Regions from separate parts of the Homo sapiens genome. Here region 2 is linked to region 1. The links are chromatin loops, found by intact Hi-C in ENCODE. Cell type or tissue: heart right ventricle. All regions are shown on one strand. Links, peaks and the distances in the headings refer to the core of each region. The heading gives the core; the rest is flanking DNA. Region 1 overlaps DAB2IP (DAB2 interacting protein). Region 2 overlaps LOC107987016 (a long non-coding RNA gene).

Evidence for each region. Peaks named below come from ENCODE experiments on the same cell type or tissue, not always from the same donor. Only the 100,000 strongest peaks of a DNase experiment are listed, where the experiment ranks them.
Region 2: it touches region 1 in a loop (2.5-fold over the local background); 87 of 110 quality-filtered maps call a loop at or near these places.

The regions. Positions count from the first base shown.
Region 1 is chr9:121,694,402-121,697,204 of GRCh38, reverse strand. All of the region lies in intron 2 of DAB2IP (DAB2 interacting protein), which reads right to left. Among named protein-coding and RNA genes, the nearest start is that of DAB2IP, 44 kb to the right of the region's middle. In heart right ventricle, for the core only: a CTCF peak has its summit at 1,587 (motif pointing right); no DNase peak of the experiment used is centred there.
Region 2 is chr9:121,549,330-121,552,132 of GRCh38, reverse strand. All of the region lies in intron 1 of LOC107987016 (a long non-coding RNA gene), which reads left to right. Among named protein-coding and RNA genes, the nearest start is that of GGTA1, 51 kb to the right of the region's middle. In heart right ventricle, for the core only: CTCF peaks have their summits at 1,259 and 1,472 (motif pointing left); a DNase peak (open chromatin) is centred at 1,472; H3K4me3 peaks cover 643 bases; H3K27ac peaks cover 779 bases.

The DNA.
Region 1 (2,803 bases), core at 234-2,733:
AAACAAAAAAGTTTTCTCCCGTCTAGGAGGTTTGATGCACATGTGCCACTTCCTCTTCCCCACTCCACCCCCTGTGACTCTACTTAATGTTCCTCTGACAAGCAGCCTCCTCCTTAAAGCCTACTCAGAATGGTAACTCCCCCACCCAAACTGACAATGACCTTGGGGACTCCTAATACCCTGTCATATTCACTCTTTCACCTTAATGAGAGCCATTATGTGCTAGACACAGTGGCCAAGATAGCCATGAACATTATGGAGTGAGCAGTATATGGATATTCAAGAGGTCAGGGAGCTCAGATCATGGGAAAAGAGATTCTTCCAGGGAACAGAGAGTGTTCCCGTTGACCCACCCACCGATCACATCACACATCCACCTAGAGACCTGTGTCCCCCAGAGAACTCAGCTCAGGACCCTGCATATGACAGACTTAACAAATACTCATCATCTTGGAAAGCCACTGCCAGAAGGGGACTCAGATGCAAAGGCTGTATTACAGGGTGACTGGGGACCAGAGTAGGGAAGGCCCTTCCCCAAGATCACAAAGCAAGGTTAATCAAGGACCGTGGACTCCAGTCCTCTGCTCTGCTCTGCCCAGCCACACAGCTTGTTGCTCTCCTTCATGGGGGTGGAGGGCCAAGGGCGTCCTCTCCCTCTTCGCCAGATGAAGGGAGGCAAACCTTTTCTGCTGTCCCTTCAGAGGCAGCTCCTGGGACTTGATTTCTGGAGGCAGCTACAGCCCCTAACTTGGGAAGAGGGGCTGACTGGTCTTCAAGTCAGAAACTCTTATTCTAGACCCAAGACAACCTTTAATTGAGGGGCAGTGGGCAAATCATTCAGTCAAACAGGGTTCTTGATACCCACTTTCCGGGACCGCAGTGGAGCCCACTGACAGCCCAGTGGCTAAGAACCAAGTCAAACCCAGCTCCACAGACCCCTCACTGCAAGAGAAGACAGCTAAGGCCCCTTGCCTCTCTCTGAAGTGGGTGGGGGGCTGCAGTGAGGATTAAATTGGCAGATAAAAGTGGATAAAGTTGCCAGGCATGGTGGCTCACGCCTGTAATCCCAGCACTTTGGGAGGCTGAGGCGGGTGGATCACCTGAGGTCAGGAGTTCAAGACCAGCCTGGCCAAGATGGCAAAACCCCGTCTCTACTAAAAATACAAAAATTAGCCGGGCGTGGTGGCACGAGCCTGTAATCCCAGCTACTCGGGAGGCTGAGGCAGGAGAATTGCATGAACCCAGGAGGTGGAGGCTGCAGTGAGCCAAGTTTGGCCACTGCACTTCGGCCTGGGCAACAAAACAAGATTCCATCTCAAAAAAACAAAAAACAAAAACAAAAACGAAAAACTGATAAAGCTCTAGGCTCAGAGTGTAGCCGACAGTAAGTGCTCAACAAAAGCCATGTGCAATTCCCATATACATGTACAGGACTGTTAAAAACACTCCGTTTGTAGTGACATGTGTCGGGCCTAGCTCATCTGCAAAGATTATAGGTGGTCCCCATAATCACTCCCTTGCCTAGGGACAGACTATGACCCCCTAGCCACACCCACTAAGGCCTGGCTGTATCCCACTTCTCCTGCAGATGGCGCTGGACCACAGGAGCCCACGCTTGCTGACCATTCCCACTGGGCAGCTCTAGCCCCCTCACATCGCTTGGCCTCAAATCTTCATTCAGACAAGCTGTGGGCCGATTACTGGACCTCTCTGAACCTCAGTGTCCCTATGTGTAAAATAAACTGATGATGATACCTACTTTATGGGACCTGGGAAGGATGAAATGAGGTACAATGTCGCCAGAAAGACAGTAACTATTAAGCAACTACACAGAGTAGTAGGTTTATTGCAACCAATACTGATGTTGGCTGAGCACCACCACCTCTTTTTGCCCAAATGGATAAATGACAACCAAGGGTGGGAGTCAGTCTGGGCTCTCCAAGGAGGCTGTGGGCCGCCCGGCAGGGGGACAGGGACATGAATGAACATGCTTGCAAAATGATTCTGGAGCCGCAGAATGTCATCCAGTTTGGTAGTTTTGAACTCTCTTAAACAAGCACTTTTTTTTTTTCCTAAAGCAACCTCACTGAGACTCCCGATGCCCAAAGTGCACGGGGCAGGCAGGGCTGCTCAGGTGGAGGCCTCAGCTTTCATTCACTGGAGCAAGGACTGATGTCTAAAGCTCAGCAAGCAGCCTACACAGTCTGCAGGGACCCGCGGCTCCCTCCCCAGATGGGGCACTCTGCCTCTATTAAAGCAGCCCATGTCCCCATCTACTTGTCAGGCAGCTGTGCCACGACGCTGAGGTCAACCAAGGCCCCAGGGCTTTTGCACAAGGCTGCTGCACAAGGCTGCTGCCTGGTGCCACCCCCCCAGCTCATTCCCTGACGGCTGGGCGTGGATAGCTGTGTAGCCCCCGCCCCTCTCTGTGGATGGCCCATTGCCCATCTGGACACCCTTCCTATGCCAGCTGATCCCCTAGGCCCTAGGCTTCCATCATATCACTGAGCAAAGCACAGGGCAGTTTGAGTGGGGGTCAGAGGCCTGGGGGGTCTTTGGCTGGAAGGACCCAAGTTCTTAAGCAGCTCTACTACCCCAGGAGTAGAGCTACACCACCATCCTGACATCTGGCCCACAACCCTGCTGCTTCTCCAGAAGGTCCTGAACGACTGTCTCAAAGGCCTTTCAGAATTCAAGACACGTGATTTCTTCATTCACTCATTTCAATGAATTCCACATGATGATGATGATATATTACCAGCAATCAAGCTTCTGTTCTGACGAATCACTCCCACCCTAGGAG
Region 2 (2,803 bases), core at 75-2,574, 140 kb after region 1:
CCAGCCACCCTCTGGGTGCTGGGGAGGGGCCTGGCAACCACCAGTCATTGTGGTTTGTCTCTCCAGACAGCAGGAGTCCAAGGGAAGCCCAGTGGTTCCTTAGACAGGCTGTGGTAACTGTGCCTCGTCCCTGCCACCTCCACCTACCCAGAGGCCACCGAGTGTCTTTGCACACCCCTCAAGCACCCACCACCAGGAGAGGTATGGTCACGAACATTCGCTCATGGCACAGCAATGTATGGAGCACCTGCTGAGTGCTGCATGGTCCTGGCCCTGAGAGAGCAGTAATGACCCAGGAAGACAGACCCCTGCCCTCCTGAGGCCACCGTCCAATGAAAGAGGCAGGCAATAAACCCATCATTAGAATCAAGTGTGAAGCCTGGGCGTGGTGGCTCACGCCTGTAATCCCAACACTTTGGGAGGCCAAGGCAGGAGGATCAGTTGAGGTCAGGAGTTCGAGACCAGCCTGGCCAACATGGCAAAACCTCGTCTCTACTAAAAATACAAAAATTAACCGGTGTGCACCTGTAATCCCAGCTACTTGGGAGGCTGAGGCAGGAGAATCGCTTGAACCTGGGAGGCAGAGGTTGCAGTGAGCAGAGATCGTACCACTGCACTCCAGCTTAGGTGACACAGCGAGACTCCATGTGATGTTGAGAAAGGGAAGCCTGGGGGACCTTTGGGGGCTGGGCGGCAGGGGGGTGCTTCCGGGAGGAGGCAACATTTAAACTATAGGTCTGAAGGATGAGTCAGAGTTAGCCAAGAAGAAAAAGGAGTGAAAAGGTGTTTGAGTGAATGGGAATGGCATGTGGGAACCTCAGAGGTAAGAAAGTGCCTGACAGGTTTAAGGGAATGAAGGGATTAAGTGAGATGGAGCATTGGGTGTTGGCGGTGGTAAGGAACCTCAGGAGTCAGGCTTAGGGACTTGGACCTTCTCCTGAGGGCGATAGGGAGCCATTGCGTGTCTTAAGCAGGGAGTGGCTTGCTCAGATTTGCATGTGGGAGAATTCAGAGACAGATCAGAAACACTCAACCTCAGCCCAGAGGGGCCCAGGCAAGACCCCCCTCTCCCTCCTCTGTAGTTCCCTTGACGCGTGAGGTGGGTCAACACGGCTTGCACTCCCCCAAGGACCCGAACCTAAGGTCCTCTGGAGGCAGGCCCCAAGCCTGTCCTAACAAGTGCCGTGAGAGCCCTCCAGGCCTGCTCTGGGAATCCAGTCTTGTCGCCAGGAGACACGAGCCCATTTGACTCCGGTGGGGGGAGGTGGGCTGGGCGGCACCACCGCGTGAATGCTCCGGAGCTACCCACGGAGGCGACTGACTGGCTGCCAGCGTGCGCTCCGGATGCCACCTGGTAAGGCTGTCGGCGGGAGGCCAAAGAAATCAATCAGGTCCCGAAGACACGCCGCCCCCTCCCTGCCACAACAGTCCCCTGCCCTCGGAGCCTGGAGAGGCTGGGCTGTCCCCGCAGCGCCACCGTGTGGGCGAGGTGGTCACGACGGCAGGTGGTCGGGGCGCTCAGCTGGAGGTGCTGGTGCTGGGGAGAGCGGAGGACACCGCGGGATCGGCAGGCGTTGGGGACCCCACGGCAGCCATCGATCCTATTCTCATCACATAGTTTCAAATTAATTTTTTCAAAACGGAAACATATTTGCGGCCTGTTTGTGACTTGTAATTATTAAGTAATAATATACTTCCTGAAAACAACATGCAAACTCCATGGACTATAGAAAAAGGCAGGCATGGGCAGCTTCCCTGCAGAATTCCATCCCACCACAACCTCTGATTGCATTTTGGCAAACAGGCTTCAGATTATTTTTCTGGCTTCTTTTTTTTTTAAGTCAGGGTCTAGCTCTGTCGCCCAGGCTGGAGTGCAGCGGAGCGGTCATGGCTCACTGCAGCCTCCACTTGCCTGGGTCAACCGATCCGCCCACCTCAGTCTCTCAAGTAACTGGTACTACAGGCACGCACCACCATATGTAGGTAGTTTTTTCATTATTATTTTTGTAGAGACAGGGTCCCACTCTGTTGCCCAGGCTGGTCTCAAACTCCTGAGGTCAAGCAGTCCTCCTGCCTCAGCCTCCCAAAGTGCTGGGATTACAAGCATGAGCCACCATGCCCAGCCCAGATTTTCTTCAACAGAAAGAATATATGTATATGTATATATATATATATATATATATTCACACACACACAAATGAGGTCATATTGCATATGCCTAATGTTCTGCCACTTGCTTTGCTTTTTAAACATTTTTATCAACTGTGGAGTTCGGAGAAAAGAATATTTATTTAGATTGGGCTTGGTGGCTCACACCTGTAATCCCAGCACTTTGGGAGGCCGAGGTGGGCGGATCATGAGGTCAGGAGATCGAGACCATCCTGGCCAACATGGTGAAACCCCATCTCTACTAAAAATACAAAAATTAGCTGGGCATGGTGTCATGTGCCCATCATCCCAGCTACTCGGGAGGCTGAGGCAGGAGAATTGCTTGAATCAGGGAGTCGGAGGTTGCAGTGAGTGAGCTGAGATCGCCCCACTGCATTCCAGCCTGGCAACACAGCAAGACTCCATCTGGAAAAAAAAAATTTATTTAATATACGTGCAGTATATGAATCAGGTTGAAGTGGGACACTGTGTGCCCACCGTCCAATTTAAGAACATTTTAATTACCCTGAAGTTTCTTTTAAAAATATATTTTTCCCTCCTTTCTCACCTTATTATGGATTATATGGGTTTTTTTGTTTGTTTTGGTGGGTTTTTTTTTTTTTTTTTTGGACAAAGTCTTGCTCTATCACCCAGG